Linked DNA regions of Homo sapiens: region 2 is linked to region 1. The links are chromatin loops, found by intact Hi-C in ENCODE. Cell type or tissue: heart right ventricle. All regions are shown on one strand. Links, peaks and the distances in the headings refer to the core of each region. The heading gives the core; the rest is flanking DNA. Region 1 has its middle 420 kb from the start of QKI. Region 2 has its middle 690 kb from the start of QKI.

Evidence for each region. A loop is a pair of places that touch in the nucleus more often than their neighbours do. Peaks named below come from ENCODE experiments on the same cell type or tissue, not always from the same donor. Only the 100,000 strongest peaks of a DNase experiment are listed, where the experiment ranks them.
Region 2: a loop joins it to region 1, with 6 times the contacts of the local background. A loop is called at or near these places in 11 of 110 quality-filtered maps.

Annotation. Positions count from the first base shown.
Region 1 is chr6:163,833,007-163,841,341 of GRCh38, forward strand. It overlaps the pseudogene RN7SL366P. Among named protein-coding and RNA genes, the nearest start is that of QKI, 420 kb to the left of the region's middle. In heart right ventricle, for the core only: no CTCF peak of the experiment used is centred there; no DNase peak of the experiment used is centred there; H3K4me3 peaks cover 523 bases; H3K27ac peaks cover 2,085 bases.
Region 2 is chr6:164,095,572-164,103,906 of GRCh38, forward strand. No RefSeq gene overlaps it. Among named protein-coding and RNA genes, the nearest start is that of QKI, 690 kb to the left of the region's middle. In heart right ventricle, for the core only: a CTCF peak has its summit at 2,148; DNase peaks (open chromatin) are centred at 2,180, 2,488 and 3,540; H3K27ac peaks cover 5,363 bases.

The sequences.
Region 1 (8,335 bases), core at 149-8,148:
GGACAATTTCCCTATTTTAAGGTCAGCGGATTAGCAAACTTAATTTCATCTGCAGCCTAATTCCTCTTTCCCAGGTAGCCTCACATATTCACAGGTTGGGGATCAAGAGGCGAACATCTCTGGGAAGACATTATTCTGCCTAGCCCGTGTTGGAACTGGCTGGGTGCAGTGGCTCACACCTGATATCCCAACACTTTGGGAAGCCAAGATGGGAGGATCTCTTGAGGCCAGGAGATTGAGACTAGTCTGGGTAGCATAGCGCGACCCTGTCTCTACAAAAAAAGAAAAAAGCTGGATGTGATGGTGCACACCTGTAGTTCCAGCTCCTTGGGAAGCCAAGGCAGGAAGATCTTGAGCCCAGGAGTTTAAGGCTGCAGTGTACCATCATGGTTGTGCCACTGTACTCTAGCCTGGGTGACAGCGAGACCTTGTCAAAACAAAAAAACAAAAAAACAAAAAACAAAAAACAGCTGGAACTCTTTACATTCTGATTTCCTTGGTGCTCTGCTCTGTCATTTTTTGTTTTAGAGTGAACTACTCTTAAAATACTAGTCTTCTGAAGTTGTTTTTCTGATGTCTAACTTCTGTTTTGGCTTCAAAGCAACAATTTTAAGCACAACGGACCAGAATAGAGCTAATGTTCTATTATTTACCAGTAGCTATTAAGAGCAAAATAATAGTGCATATTATCATTTTTCCCCTTGGAGGCTCTCATGTCACTAGAAAATATGTCACGTTGGGGAGTCAATACAAACCAGCAAAGAAAATGCTCTGAATGCTTATTCAATACGCGGGCATCCATTTCCACAAAGTGATTCGGGGATGACTCCACATTGACTCTGCTATAAGCAAAATACTCAAAAGGACAAAACAAAATTTAAAATTAAAAAAAGAACACCCAAGTTACTGCTGTAGAACTTGTGATGCCTTGACATGTATTCCCTTCATGGGGTGTTTGCATTTATGTAAGCATCAAGGTCTTTGGCCAATGACAGGGGTGATGCTGATGGACCCTTTCCAGGCCACCGGTGGAAGAGGGGTTGAGGGTCGGCCTTGGGTTGTTTATTAGGGCTGGTATTAGGGCTGGTCCTGCGGCTGGCATTCGTGACCACTCATTCCCTCCTCATATCCTTTCAGATCTTTTCGCAGGGACTTGAAAGGTAGCTCCTTGCACAGCAGAGCTTTTCTGCCAGGTGGAGAGAGAGAACTGGTTAATTCGCCTGGAGCATCTCTCTGAGCCTTAGCATCCAGCAAGGATGCATCCGACACTCCTGGGCTTTGGTCCGGCCTTCTCAGCAGGGCTCCTGGGCCTGTAGGCGTCCTCTGCCCCCGCCCCCAGCCTCACTCCAGGGCCCCTCCCCTCCACAGGAGCCGTGCATGTGGCTGCCTCGCTGCTGGGGCACTGGAAAGGACGGAGAAAAGGCGGGGCGGTACGCCAAGGAGAGTGGGAGGCATGGCCTCCGGCCCTGTGCGGGCTCGTGTGGGCGGCACCGGCGGCCTCATGGGCATCTGAACCCAGTCCCCGGGAGGCCACCCATGGCCTGGCAGAGGGGCGCCGGCCGCGTGGCTCTGGAGCCCGTCTGGGCCCCTCTCCAGGCCAGGAAAGCGCGACGGCTCCTTCTCGGCTCAGACGCTCCAGACGGAAAAACCAACCCCCAGCAAAACCCACACCCTCTCCCCAGCCACCAAAGCCCGTGCCAGGAGTGGCCAGGAGGGACCCGCAGGACAGGAAAGACCCCGCGGCTGCATGGAGCAAGTCGCTCTCCTGGCGCAGCTCTCCTGCCCTACGGGGCGGGGCGGGGCGGCTCCAGGTACTCACGGGCTCCCAGCACCCGGGCCCGACCCTCCCTGCTAGGCCGTGGCTTGGATTTTTCTTGACAAACTCCAGCCTTTCGCTAGCCCTGCACCTGCAGCCATGGCCTCGCCCGCTGCTTGGAACAGCACAGAAGCGCAACCTTCCTCCTCGTCCTGGTAATACTCGGAGTCTGGCGGATAAGCCGTCACAGGGCTGGACCACACGTCCGGGGAATACCTGGTCTGATCGGAGGCAGTGCAGCCCCAGACGACGAGACATCAGCTTACACCTGCCGGGACATCAAACAAGCAAAAGACAAATGTGGGAGAGGATGGGGAGAAACTGGGTCCCTTGCTGCACTGTTGGTGGAAATGTCAGCCATTATGGAAAACAGTGTGGAGGTTCCGCAAAAAATTAAAGATAGAATTAGCACATGATCCAGCAATCCCACTTCTGGGTATTTATACGAAAGAATTGAAATCAGGGTCTTGAAGAGATACTAGCACTCCCACATTCACTGTAACACTATTCACGTGGACAAGATGTAGAAACAAACAAAGTGTCCATCAACAATGAATAAAGAAATGGTGCTATCCACATACACAGTGGAATATTATTCAGCCTCAAAAAAGAAGGAAATTCTGCAACATGCGGTAGTTTGGATGAACCTTGAGGATATTACATGAAGTAAAATAAGTCACAGAAAGACAAGTCCTGCATGATCCCACTTAATACAAGGGATCGAAAATAGTCAAATTCATAGAATCAGAGTGGAATGGGGGTTTCCAGGATTGGAGAAGGGGGAACTGGGAGTGAGTAATCAGGAGGTGTAAAGTTTCAGTCCAGCAGGATGAATAAGCTCAAGAGCTCTGCTGTACAACATTGAGAATGCGTCTCATAACTGTTCTCACCACAATAAAATAAATACAAACATAAAATGGTGGGGGCTCTAGCACCGGGGGTCATCATTTAAAACTTGCCACTGCCACTGACCTTTGTAATCTCCGGCAGTGACTCAGCCTTCCTAGGCCTCAGTTTCCCCATCGGTAAAGTGATAAGGATGCTCGTATGTCTAGGCAGATGTGGGAATGAAGCGAATGACCCCTTTGCCTGGCGCCTGGCATGCAGTAGTGTGTTAGTGTAGCTAAGGCATTTTATCAAGTCCAGTTGCTTGGGGAGAACAACACTAAAACTTGTTTAAGCACGTGATTGGATGTCGTCTTATCATCTGGATATTTTGAGGGACAGAAGTTCTTCCAACACCACATGAATGAACTAATGTATGGCTAAAGAGATTAATGCGCACGCTGGTCTATTTTTATGTTCCCTGGCCTCTTTTGGCCCAACATTTACATACTTCCCTCCCCACAATTCTTTTTTCTTTTTTCTTTTTTTGAGACGGAGTCTCGCTCTGTGCCCAGGCTGGAGTGCAGTGGTGCGATCTCTGCTCACTGCAACCTCTGCCTCCTGGGTTCAAGCAATTCTCCTGCCTCAGCCTCCCGAGTGGCTGGAATTACAGGTGTGTGCCACTACACCTGGCTAATTTTTGTATTTTTAGTAGAGACAGGATTTCACCATATTGACCAGGCTGGTCTCGACCTCCTGACCTCAGGTGATCTGCCTGCCTCAGCCTCCCAAAGTGCTGGGATTACAGGTGTGAGCTACTGCACCCGGCCCTTCCTCACATTTAAAGTATCATCAGTCTATAAGTTCTTAAATTGTGTTGGCTATTAAAAAAGAGAAATAGAAAGATTGAAGAAATGTGCACAATAGAAAATCTCTGCTGGAGCCTATCAGGTGAATGGAGGAGGCTGAGGGCTTTTGAATGACATGTCTTGTAGTTGACAGCCCTTAATCTTCGAAGGCTCTTCCCTTCCGAGGTGACCATGGCTGCTGCTTTAGAGCCATGATTAAAATTACCTATAATGCTTAAAAGATTTAGGGATCTGCATGGAAATGTCCGCTCAGAGTTCTGTATAGACTTACATTAGCTTAGAGGCAATGAATCCATTAAGAGGGACATTTCTGGTGAAATTAACCAATTTTTCCCTAATGTGAATTTTTGCCATGGTGTTGTCTCAGAAAAAGCATCATTTAACCACCCCCACCCCTAATGGTTTTAGAAGTCCATAGACGGAATGATATTCATCATCTCTATTATCTGTTTAGCTACAGAGGATTCTTTGCCAAATATGTTAATGAATTAGCTCTGTATTTCCAACTCCAGGGAGATTGTCTCTCATTAGAGGCTGAAGTGGCCCCTGTGTGTGGTTGCTCAGTAGCTCAGCTGGATGCTGCTTTGGGAGGCTATATAAAGAAAAACAACATCAGTATAATTATAAGCCAAAAAAAAAAAAAAAAAAAAGAACAAAACAACTGTCAGAGTCAGATGCTTGTCATGTGATTTTATAAGGTTGGTGTGCCTTTTCTTGAGACTTGGTAAATGGAAGGCTTGAGATGTGGGCTGTTATTGAAATAAGAAAATAATACCCTTCTGTTCGATATCACTGACACAACCCTGAATGCAGGAGAAAAACAAAAACCAAGCCCTTTAAAATACATCTGCCATTTTAAATGTGTTGCTGCACTTTGCTCTTCGGCAAAGCCGTTTTTTGACTCAGTTGTGGGATCTGATTTAGTTCGGAGCTGCTGTCTGTATCATTTTGTTATGGTTAATGCTATGCCAGGGACCAGCGAAGCGTAAAAGGCCATCTTTGTTCTCAGGGCAGCAATGATTTCTATGTCCTTAAGGTTGAAGAAAAAGAGTGATATTCTTATTTTGTTGGCTGGAACACCAAAAAGAATAAAATAAGCAAGTAGTAGGAACACAATTATACGTGTGGGTTTTTTAAAGAGACAGAGACAGAATGCATGGAGACCTCCCCCCACCTCCTCTGTTGGAGTTTGGCTGCCTCTACAGAAAATCCACATCCTTCCAGCTTTGGCCAGCCTGGGTCCTCCGCAGAATGCCGAGTCCCTTTCTGCCCTGTCCAATCATGCTCTGATACCCGACCAGACATGCGTGTGCAACCCTCACTATCAGGAGAACGTGTCTGTGAAGCTGAGGAACGTGAGGAAGCCAGCTCCCGCTAAGAGCATGGTTGTAGCAGTGTGAACTTCAATGCAGCTGAAATCTTTATGGTTTCTGGCGCGTGCAGGGAGCCCAGTGAGGTCACGCCAGCGTCTGTGACCCCCTGCTCCCTCTCCCTTTCCCATCCCCCTGCACTGACATCGACATTTGGCCCAAACCCTTTCCTAACGCTGTAACATAATTCATTAGGACAGCCTTAATGAGCTGATAATTAGTCTGGTGGGAGGAGGTGAAAAGGGAGGGGGCAGAAATGCCAGACTCTGAGAAAGTTGAGCCGGCTGGGGCGTCTTAGTGAGCCCTAGAGAGCTTTTTGTCAACAAAATGGATCACGCTTGCAGGCAGTAAAACTTTCAAATGACCTTCATGTCAAAATATTAGGCTGCTGTTTTTTGCTGGATGGTGGTTTCATAAACATAAAAAGCACACATATCATTCAGAGTACAGCAAAATTTGTCTCGAATATGTGGAGCTCCCCCTCTTTATTTTTTCAGAAAGACTAATGTAGCCTCCATGCAGTGGAGAAAATGACAGAATATCCCAGCCTTATACTTCAGCTGAAATAGATATTTACGGTAGGCTTGTCTGCTCTTCAGCCTTTTTTTTTTTTCTAAAGGAAGCACTAAACTATATACATGAGTATATAAATAGATACAAGAGAAAGATATAAATCCTACAGAAATTTTGCTTATTTTCATTCAGGAAAATTGCCCACTGAATTCTGCCATTTACAGAAAAGGCAAGGACAATAATATGATACTCACAGTTGGAAGACAGAGTTACGATGAACTGCTGAAAGTAACTCTTCTTAATGGGAGAAAAAAAATCATCAGGACTATGGACAATATATATTTTTTCTTTGTCGAAATCATTTCTTCTCAAAGTTAAATGTCACAAAGGCAAATAGATGTTTGAATTTGCACTGTCTAAATGACAAGAAATGTAAATAAATATGGTCCGAAGAATTTGTAGTTTATCTTCCTCTGAAGTGTTGGGGCACTCTCTTATTTAGGGAAGACCAGGCTGAATGAACAACAGAGGACTGGGAAGACATTTAGGATAAGGACCCAGTTTGGGGAACTAAGAAACAATGTTGATTGGAGACAGAAAATCCAGTAACTGATAAAGATTAAAATAGTAATTGTGTGTCATTTTCTAATAGTGGTGTGGTCACCAGTCAATACGGATAATGTACCTTAAAAGTGCTTTGCCAAGAAAAAGGCATTGTCAAATGTTGTATTTATTGTTGCTTTTAGAATTAAGCAGTGATTACTTAGCTTGGGTTTCAGCAGCACCAATAAGAATGGACCCTGCCTTTTTGTTTTACCTTTGACATCCCTGGATCAAATAAAATTATTTCCTGCCCTTAAGATTTGAATTAAGCAAATATGCTACAGAGTAAATCATGACCCATAGTCCTGCGATCAATCTACTTTCCCGTCCAGTGCTGCTTCAACCTGAACGTGCTTGCAAACCAGCAGCAGACGAGGTCTAGTTTAGTGCATCTGGTTGGGGGCCTGAGGGTCTGCATGTCTAACAAGCTCTCCAGCAATGCCATGACTCATGGTTACTGGTCCACCACCCTTGTTGTGGTCCACAACCCTTGTTGCTGGACAACAAACCCTTGGCATGTGGTCACCTTAGAGGTTTCATTTCACAAGACCGGTTCTTCAGACACTGTTTTCTTTTAGCCCCCAGTTGCAGTTTGGGCCTTGACCAGAAGGCAAATGGAAAGGGGGTTTGGCCATGAGTTCACAGTACCTCATTATGCATCAATGTGAGCACAGATTATTCAAGATGGCCCTGTCCATTTTCCTTTTTAAAAATTTTAATAGCGTCAGATCTTATTTATTGTCTATCTACTTTTAGGTTTTAAACAGGGAAGATCTATTTCTTGATGCCTACAATAAAGCTCTTCAACGCAGAAGATGACTCAGTTTCTAATACAAGAAATAAACACAGAGGTGCCTCTCCACAGCCTGAGTGTGTATCTGAGTCTGGTGTTGGGTAGGGCTTGGCAGGGTCGGGACGACTTCTAGATGCATTGGGGGAACTCAGTCTGAAGCTGGGGCTTTCTTTGGAAAAACCAACCCTCAAAAAGGGCTATTAAGACTGATGACCTTGCTGGGCATCCAATGACTTGGAGCTAGTCCAGACTTATAACGTTGTTCATTGGTTGAATTATTTCATTTGAAAAAATGTTTCACACCTGAGCAAGACCATATTCTTCTCCAAGCCATCACCATGCCACACATCTTTGGGTTTATTGCAATTGTGTGTCTCCAGCATCCACTGTAATCTACTTTTAGAGCATAGGGTAGCCTTGGCAGCCTCAATGTCTTGAAGTCACTTTCATGCTATCCCATAGTGAAAAAGCAGAAGGGTCCTGGATGCCCAGGTATAATGGGTTCGTTCCTTGGGGCATCGCTTTGACATCAATCATGGTCTTTTGCACAAGGCCTTTTCTTCAGTCCTCTCTTGCATGACTTCCATCCTCTGCTGATGAGCAGAAACACCTTATAAAGAGAAGTTATCCTCTGTGACTAAAGATTCAGCCAAACTGTTTTCAATCTCCCCCAAGTATTTTAGGATACATTTACTTAAAAACAATAGAATTGCCAATAACATATCATTTTAATCTATTCACTGAAGCAGTTCACTTCAGAAATTTGCTGGGTGTAGTGGCACACACCTGTAGTCCCAGCTGTTTGGGAGGCTAAGGCAGGAGGATGGCGTGAGACCAGGAGTTCTGGGAGCTATGCTGATTGGGTGTCCACACTAAGTTCAGCATCAATATAGTGACTTCTCGGGAGTGGGGGACCACCAGGTTGCCTAAGAAGGAGGAGAGCCAGCCCAGGTTGGAAATGAAGCAGGTGGAAACATCTGTGCTGATCAGTAGTGGGAGTATGCCTGTGAATAGCCACTGCACTCTAGCTTGGGCAATGTTGCATGACCCCTTCTCTAAAAAGAAATCAAATCTGAGTTGTCAACGTTGGCATCTTTGAAGTATCAGAAAATAATACATTTGCTTATCTCAAAAATATAAAATGTAGATTTTCCCCCAATCCAGACAAGCCGTCCTTAGTCTGTCCTTAATTCTGTTCTTTCCATGTTGTTTACTTTGTATCCAGAGTGAACTCTTCATGCATTCTGCTATGTAGGTGGTACTGTTGTCAGGAGAATTAAGCCTAGACCTAAAAAACATTAGGCAGCTGTAAGAGGTTAATGTTTCACAAACCCAAGAGCAAATTGAAAAATTCAAAGGTACACATTTTCCTTCTAGGTTTTCTGTTTAACACCTAGGGTGCTGCTTGTTCTGGTTAGTCTAGAAGGATAGTTTTAGCACTGAAAGTCCAGGAAAACTCTCGGTCCTGAGCCAAGTTGGCTACCCTGAAATACCTGCCTTCACTGATGTCACTTACAATAAAAATAATATGCCATCTTCACATCCC
Region 2 (8,335 bases), core at 173-8,172, 260 kb after region 1:
TTTCAGCCTGCCAAGTGTGAGATGCTGGTGGTATTTCTAATGGGGAATTCTAGTAGGCGTTTAGACATACTGAGCTGAAGCTCTGCATAGAAAAATAGCAGCCATGAGCAAATAAAGAGTAATTAAAGCCAAAAGTGTGTATACATCTCCAAAAGCAAGAAAAGAAAAGGTTCAGATGAAACCCTCCAGGAAAGCAAAAAAAAAAAATGTTCTCCCTCCTCCCCAGAAAGAAATAAATAGATGGTGAAAGCAAATCCTGTTGATGAAGGTGAGAAAAAAGTAGGAGGACAACCAGGAGATCATGGTGTTCAGGAAAACCAGGGAAGAAGGCATCCAAAGAATAAAAGAGTGGGCAACAGTGCAAAATGTTCTAGAGGGACCAAATAAGTGCAGGCCTGGAAAGGATCACTTGAAGGCCTTGGCTGTCATGGGTGATCTTGTCACAAAGGCAGATCCTGAGGGTCAGGTTCAGAGAGGCAGGAAGTTGGTAAACGGTAATAACTGGACCCAGAAAGCATAAATGACTCTTTTGAGAAGTGTTCCTTCTCAAAAGCAACACTTTTGAGAAGGGTAGCTGTATTAGTCTGTTCTCACGCTGCTAATAAAGACATACCCAAGACGGGGTAATTTATAAAGAAAAGAGGTTTAATTGACTCACAGTTTAGCCCAGCTGAGGAAGCCTCAGGAAACTTATGATCATGGTAGAAGGGGAAGCAAACACATCCTTCTTCACATGGTGGCAGGGAAGAGAAGAATGAGTGCCCAGCAAAGGGGGAAGCCCCTTATAAAACCATCAGCTCTTGTGAGATCTGACTCACTATCATGAGAACAGGATGGGGAAACTGCCCCCATATTTTAATTGTCTCCGCCTGGTCCCTCCCACGATATATGGGAATTACAGGAACTACAATTCAAGACGAGATTTGTGTGGGGAAACAGCCAAACCATATCAGTAGCCAAGCAATATCATATTAATTAGAGGGGATTTTGGAATCCAGGGAGGCTGGAGTTTCTGTTGTTGCGTTTTTTTTTTTTGTTTTTTTGTTTTTTTTTTTCACAGTCATGGAGGCTAGAACTGAAGAAATCAAGGTGTCAGCAGGGTTGTGAAGAAGGACTGGCTCCAGGCCCCTCTCTCTGGCTTGCAGATGACTGTCTTCAGGCTCACATAGCATTCTCCAACTTTCTCCTTTTTTTTTTTTTTTCTTGAGACGGAGTCTCGCTCTGTCACCCAGGCTAGAGTGCAGTGGTATGATCGTGGCTCACTGCAAGCTCTGCCTCTTGGGTTCATGCCATTCTCCTGCCTCAGCTTCCCGAGTAGCTGGGACTGCAGGCGCCCACCACCACGCCCGGCTAATTTTTTGTATTTTTAGCAGAGTCGGGGTTTCACCATGTTAGCCAGGATGGTCTCGATCTCCTGACCTCCTAATCCGCCCGCCTCAGCCTCCCAAAGTGCTGGGATTACAGGCATGAGCCACCGCGCCCGGCCTGTTGCTGCTGTTTTGTTTTCTTGTTTTAGATTTTAGAAAGTGGGCTGAAATCCTTCTGCAGGATGGTCAGCTCCAGAAGCCATGTGTTTTATCCACCAACACATCCTCATCAACCTCAGTGCCTGGCACAGAGCTGGTGGTCAATGAATATTTGTTGTGTGTGTGGATATGCAAATGAACACAAGCAAAGCAGGGCAGATGCATAGGAGAAAGGGGTCACTGATGAACGCTCTAGCATGGTGGGTCCTGGTCTGCTCTACTCTGAGTTGGTCCGTGCTGGTCAGTATGGAAACCTCCAGTTACGTTCTAGTCAAGGAGGCCCTGAGGGAATGTCTTCCAGCCCTGTATTCATTAGGCAGGCATTCACGAGGATGATCTTCAAATAACTGACACTTACTGTTCACTCACTAACACAAATTCCTGCAAGTTGGATTTTAGCTTCCTTTATAGATCTCTTGCTGTTTCATATCCTGCATAAACTTTTATTTTCTACTTTACTTGGATAATGTCCTATATCATTCTGCCCTACCTCTCTTTCTCTAATCAAACTGACATCTGGTCCCTTGTTCTCAATTACTTTACTGTAAAGAGAAAAGTCTCCATGGGCGACACTCCGGGAGTCTAGAAACCGTGGTGAGTTCCTTTGACTCACTCTTGCCCCCTTCTGCTGGTTTCTCTGTACCTGCAGGCCTCTGGGCTGGCCTTGTGCTGTTGCATGGTATGGTTAGGCTCTGAGGCTTTTATAAGCACAGGTTCTTCTAGAATTCAGCCTGTCACATATTTGCAGAGTCTCTGTTGATAGAATTGTAGGAAGGGAAACTTGGAAGTTTAGGCATCTATTTCCTATGGGCTTCTAAGCTCAGCTTTGGACCCCACGCTGGGCCTGATGGTTCCCCACTTTCAACTCTAGGAATCTCTTTCTGGCAGACTTCCTCACAACTCCTGCACACTTCCTGCTCCCTCAACAGGAAGCACTGCAAATGAGCTGTCCTCGCGTTCTTTCCGAGTTTCTGCTTCCCTCTAGAATAAGGAAATGCTATTACGCATAGCAGTTGGAAATTAAACAAAAGGAAATGAGCCTAACCAAACAATAATTATCCATCACATACTCACACACACCACACACGGGGAGGTGGGACTGGGGGTTGCAAACGCACACAGCTTTAATGATCATAAAATAGAACCAGGACTACTTGGACTAAAGTGAGTCCAACTTTTCCAGAAGGCAGTATGATGTAAGAATATAGGCTGTGTGTGAGTCATGCTTTGATAATTCAGCTGAGTGACTTTGGACAAGTTATTTGAACTTTCTGAGTCTCAGATGCCTCATATATTTAACGGAGATACCATATGCTCATTGAAGGGATTAAGTGAACGAACTCCTTAAAAGCTCAGCTCGGTGGCTGGCACATCAGCAAAATGCTTATCATTCAGAATAATAATTATTAATTACCCTACTTTGTCTATAGGAAATGGTGATGCTTTAAGTTTATAGAAAATTTATCCTGAGAATATAAAAGGTCATGCTATTTGAAGCAACACTATAGAGAAGACCATGAAGAACAGAATCTGTGTTGAGTTATTGATCTACACATTATACTGGGGAGTGCAATGGATCGTATCAATAACCGTTTGATTCAACTCAGCATATTTTCAGCAACTTCAAGTATACCATTCTGATAGAATTGAGGGCAAAGGTTTTCTCTCTCTCTAATTTATCCAAATATAAAAAACTCTGGGCTTTTTCCATGCAACACAAACACTGGGGTTTTAAATTACATTTTTCAACTCTGATCTAGATATTTGGCACTGTGTAGACAGAGCCTGGAAACTCCTCAAAGGAGTGCAAAACAAGACAAACAGCTTAGCACGAGGATGGATGTTGTGTTTGTCTAGCGCCTGTGACAATGACACTAATCCAAAGTCCACACCCAAGGGAATGTGCATCAACACACTTGAAAATGTAGCTGCGAGCTGCATCGGTCCTATGTGGAGCTGCTGAGCCAGGGGACATGCTGTAAGCGAGCTCAGCATGACAGGAACGGCAGTCACAAACCCTTATCTTCAGCCGAGTTCACACCCTTGAGAACACCGTGAGCAAGGACAGCTGATGTGAAGCAAGAAGGCTGACGTCACTGTTGAGTGTGGAGCACAAGATGTACATATAGAATAAAAATAACTACTTGCTGGCCTGTTTATTCATGCACCCAAAAGCCCTTCAGACTTGGTTGACATTTCATGCTAAATAACGGTAATGACGAATGGAAGTTCTGCCATTTTCCTGTCATTTTTGTTTTGTTCTTCCTCTTTCCCTCTCATTTCCCCTTCCCCATTTTTAAAGCTCTGAATAACAGCCAGACATAAAAAGCCAACTTGAGGCTCATCGGGGTGATCTGCGTCAGTCATCCCCCACCCCTGGACTGTGTGAACGCAGAGGCCGACTCTCTGAGTGAGGCTTCCAGGTGCTGCAAAACGCTCCATTCATAGGGACACTGAGTGTAAAAAGAAAGCTGCCCATGGGTAAAAGGAACACAAAACACAATGAGAGAGTGATCGTTCTCAGAGTGACACTGGGGCCTCTGCGGGAAAGCTAGGCAACACAGTGCAGATGAAAGAAAGGCAGAAAAAACATTTTGGCCAGAGCAGATGCGAAACCGTTAGAGTGAAAAGAACAGGCTCGCTCTTGACTCGCTGGGGCAGATCTCGCCGCAGGGCAGCAGGCGGTGCTGGTCCAGATACTCTGGGGAGTCTGCGCGGTGTGCCCGGAGCCCCTGGGCGAACACGGGGCACGTTGCTGAGAAGCAGTATTTTGTGTCTCTCATTCATTCCCAGTTAATCTCTTAAGTTTTCTTCAGCAACAGAACTTATTTGTAATGCCATGTGCTCTATTGTCTCTTGGGGATAAATAATTAATTTCTACTAGGCTACACCTTGGCTTTAAAATAATTCGTGAAAATCTCAAGGGAAGTCATCAATTTAGAGAGGAAATCAAAATTGGGAAACTTGATTAACCTTATTTCAGGGAGTGTGGGATCATATGAACAAACTGCATAATTTTTTGTAACTTTTGAAACTCTCTTTTTCTATATTCCTTCATTGCTATCTAAGCATGCTGCGTACATATTTTTATCTCTAATATACTTACATTTCTATGTGTGTATTAATTTCACAGATTTGATTCCTATGTTGTTGTCTATTATTTACATATGTATACATTCATACTCTAACTCAGTTTGGTAGACCTGAAAAATAAGCCCAGTATGCTTTAACTAGAACATGAGATGGTCAACAAACAAGTCCTATATTCATTCCAATTCCTTCCTTCTCCTGTGGTCCCAGACCCCCTTCACCCCCAGCCTGGACCACTGCAATGGCCTCCTACGGGCTCCTGCTCAGTCCACGTGCCCCCTGCTCCCTGGTCTCCACACACAGCTACAGTGGTGTTTAAAAAAATGTCACAAATCATGACATTCCCTTACTTTAAACCTCCAATGAAAGGAAACCTACGGATCAAAAGAGACTTATGCCAAATACCCACTAGTTGTAATATATGAACTTTATTAAGATCCTGATTCAAGCAAACTGAAGCAAAAATTATACACACATCAACCTTTAAACACTGACACAATATTGGATCATGTTAATTTGTTGTTCTTAAAATATTCTTCAATGTTCCCGCGTGATACATGCAGAATTATTTATGGGTGAAATGAAACCATATTTGGAGTTTGCATTAAAATCTGGGTGGGCTGGGGAGGACTGGGTGGGATGTGGATGAAAGAGGAGGTTCAGGAGTGGTTGATTGTGGGAGCTTGGCAATGCCTCTTGGTTACTTGTGGTACCATTCGATATACCTTCGAGTATGTTTAGCATCAATTGTGTTTTTAAAACCAGAAATATATGACAAAACAGAGCCCTCCGCAGACTTACAACTGAACTTTGGCTCATCCCAGGCCTGCGGACTGGACTCTCTCCTCCACCTGCAGGCTCCTCTCCTCCACCTGTAGGCTCCCCTCCTCCACCTGCAGGTCCCTCTCCTCCACCTGCAGGCCCCCCTTCTCCACCTGCAGGCCCCCCTTCTCTACCTGCAGGCCCCCCTCCTCCACCTGCAGGCCACCCTCCTCCATCTGCAGCCCCCCTCCTCCATCTGCAGCCCCCCTCCTCCACCTGCAGGACCCCCTCCTCCACCTGCAGGCCACCCTCCTCCATCTGCAGCCCCCCTCCTCCACCTGCAGGCCCCCTCCTCCACCTGCAGGCCCCCCTCCTCCACATGCAGGGTCCCCTCCTCCACCTGGAGGCCCCCCTCCTCCACATGCAGGTCCCCCTCCTCCACATGCAGGCTCCCCTCCTCCACCTGCAGGCTCCCCTCCTCCACCTGCAGGCCCCCCTCCTCCACCTGCAGGTCCCCCTCCTCCACCTGCAGGCTCCCCTCCTCCACCTGCAGGCTCCCCTCCTCCACCTGCAGGCTCCCCTCCTCCACCTGCAGGCTCCCCTCCTCCACCTGCAGGTCCCTCTTCTCCACCTGCAGGCTCCCCTCCTCCACCTGCAGGCTCCTCTCCTCCACCTGCAGGCTCCTCTCCTCCACCTGCAGGCTCTTCTCCTCCACCTGCAGGCTCCTCTCCTCCACCTGCAGGCTCCTCTCCTCCACCTGCAGGCTCTTCTTCTCCACCTGCAGGCTCCCCTCCTCCACCTGCAGGCTCTTCTCCTCCACCTGCAGGCTCCCCTCCTCCACCTGCAGGCTCCCCTCCTCCACCTGCAGGCTCTTCTCCTCCACATGCAGGCTCTCCTGCACCCCAGGTCACTACCTTGGTTTCCTTGGGTTCCTCCAGCACTTGCTGCACATCCTGGCCAGGAGTCTCAGTATCTGTTCTTCCCTCAGCCAGGTCCTTCACATCACTGGGGCCTCAAGTCAAAGGCCATCTCCCAAGACGCTTTCCCTGGGAAGTCACCAGGTTTTGTCTCTAGCTGCCCTGCTTTGTCCCCTTCCTATGCATTGTTTTTTTTTTTTTTCTGGTTTATGACAGCCTTCCTGCAGAGGACAATGGCTCCTGGGCAGCTGCGACCTGCCCTGAATTTCCATTCCTTTACCCCAGAATCTACTATAAAATAGAGCCTGGTGCATTCAATAAATATTTGTTGAATGAATAAATAAATGTTATAATCCCCAGTGACAAAGCAAAATCCATTATTATGTGTGTTAAATCTTTCCTTTTCTATGTTTTCAGAATTAGATTGATAGGAACAGAAAGAAAGGGTTGATTGTTTTCTTATACTCCTTCTCTCTTGCTCTCTCTCTCTCTCTCTGAAAATTACAACGGGAGAAAAAAATAAGAGGAAACTAAATGTGCACTGTTTCTTCTAAGAACATACTCCAATTAGTGGCAATACTGTGAAAAGTAGGCAAATGGAGAAAAATTCTTTCCTCCCCCTAAACAATCTTCCACTTTTCCCACTTTTCTCTCTCCTTGATTCTCTGTGTAAGGAGCTGGTATAACCATGATTCAGAAAACTCCAACCCAGCTGCAAATGAACTAATCATTTGTTAGGAAATAGACCTTAAATAATGAAAATAGACTTTCCCCCTTCCAACTTCAAAAGTATTTCACTGTTTTTCTCTTCTTCTTCCAACTCCATAATCCTCTGCTCCAGCAATGGCCCCTCCCCCTCCTCCCCAGGTGGTCTCTTTGTATTAATGCAGGGTCATAGCGAAGCAGTTGCTTCTGATATTCTACCAAATTCCATTAAAAATGAAACATATATGTTACTCCGATTTTATGTCTTGTCAGTCAGAAGCATGGGACACATTTTGCCGAAGGGGAAAGAGCCATGGAAGCCAAGGGGTTAAACTCATTTTTAATTTGCCCACAGATGGATGCACCCAGCTTTTCCTTTATCTGAGAAGCCTACATCCATAGGACTGCAATAACAAATATCCAGGAAGCTGCATTCACTGTGAAATTTAACAAAGGGAATTAGCCACAGTATGTGAACAGTAACTTTAAATAGCAGAAGCGACAAAGAGAACTGTGGCTGATAAATGAAAACTAGTAATTACAATATTAGTACCCTTTCCACATTAAGTTTCTAAGCCACATTAAAAGGTTGCTCACAATTCCACTTTTCCTTTCTCTCATCAAAATAGAGCAAAATAAAATATAATAGAGACAAATTGCCAGCATAAAATATTCTTACACATAATGCAATTTCTAACTGTAACAATTAATTTTAAAATATTTTTTAAAAACTTAAAAATATTTTTATAAAGATTATTTTACCAGGCCAGCCCCAAGGGAAGACGCGAAACAAACCTCATTTTTCTCAGCCTTCATCCAGGAGGAATGGACTGTAGACTTTCTCTTTAATATTTAATCTAAACTTTATTAATTTTTTTTAAAATAAAAAGATTCTGTGTCTAATTTATGCTCACCTCCAGGACTGCTCTAAAGCATGGCTCATGTGATGTAAGGCCTACATAAAAGGCCGTATTATCTGGAGCTTTCTTTATTATCATTTTAGTTTAGCCATATTTTTCTTTCTTAGCTTTAAAAAGCATTGATCTGAAACAAGCCCTCGCACTGAAACCGTCTACACTGCAAGAACGCTATGGAAAGGAAAGCAGAAAAATAGCAGGGCTTCTATTCTCTGAAGACCCATCACCAGGAGCTGCAGGCTACCATCATTCCACTTCCCACCATTCAGCTGATGAGAAAGTGAAAAGCGTGCCCCAAGAATGGTTTTCCATATCAACAGCCTTCAGAATGAGATGCACTGGGCCTGTCTCATCTAGTCCTCTGTAGTTGATTCTTCTCACCTGATGAACTGTTTTCATTCTTGGCTGAACATTTTAA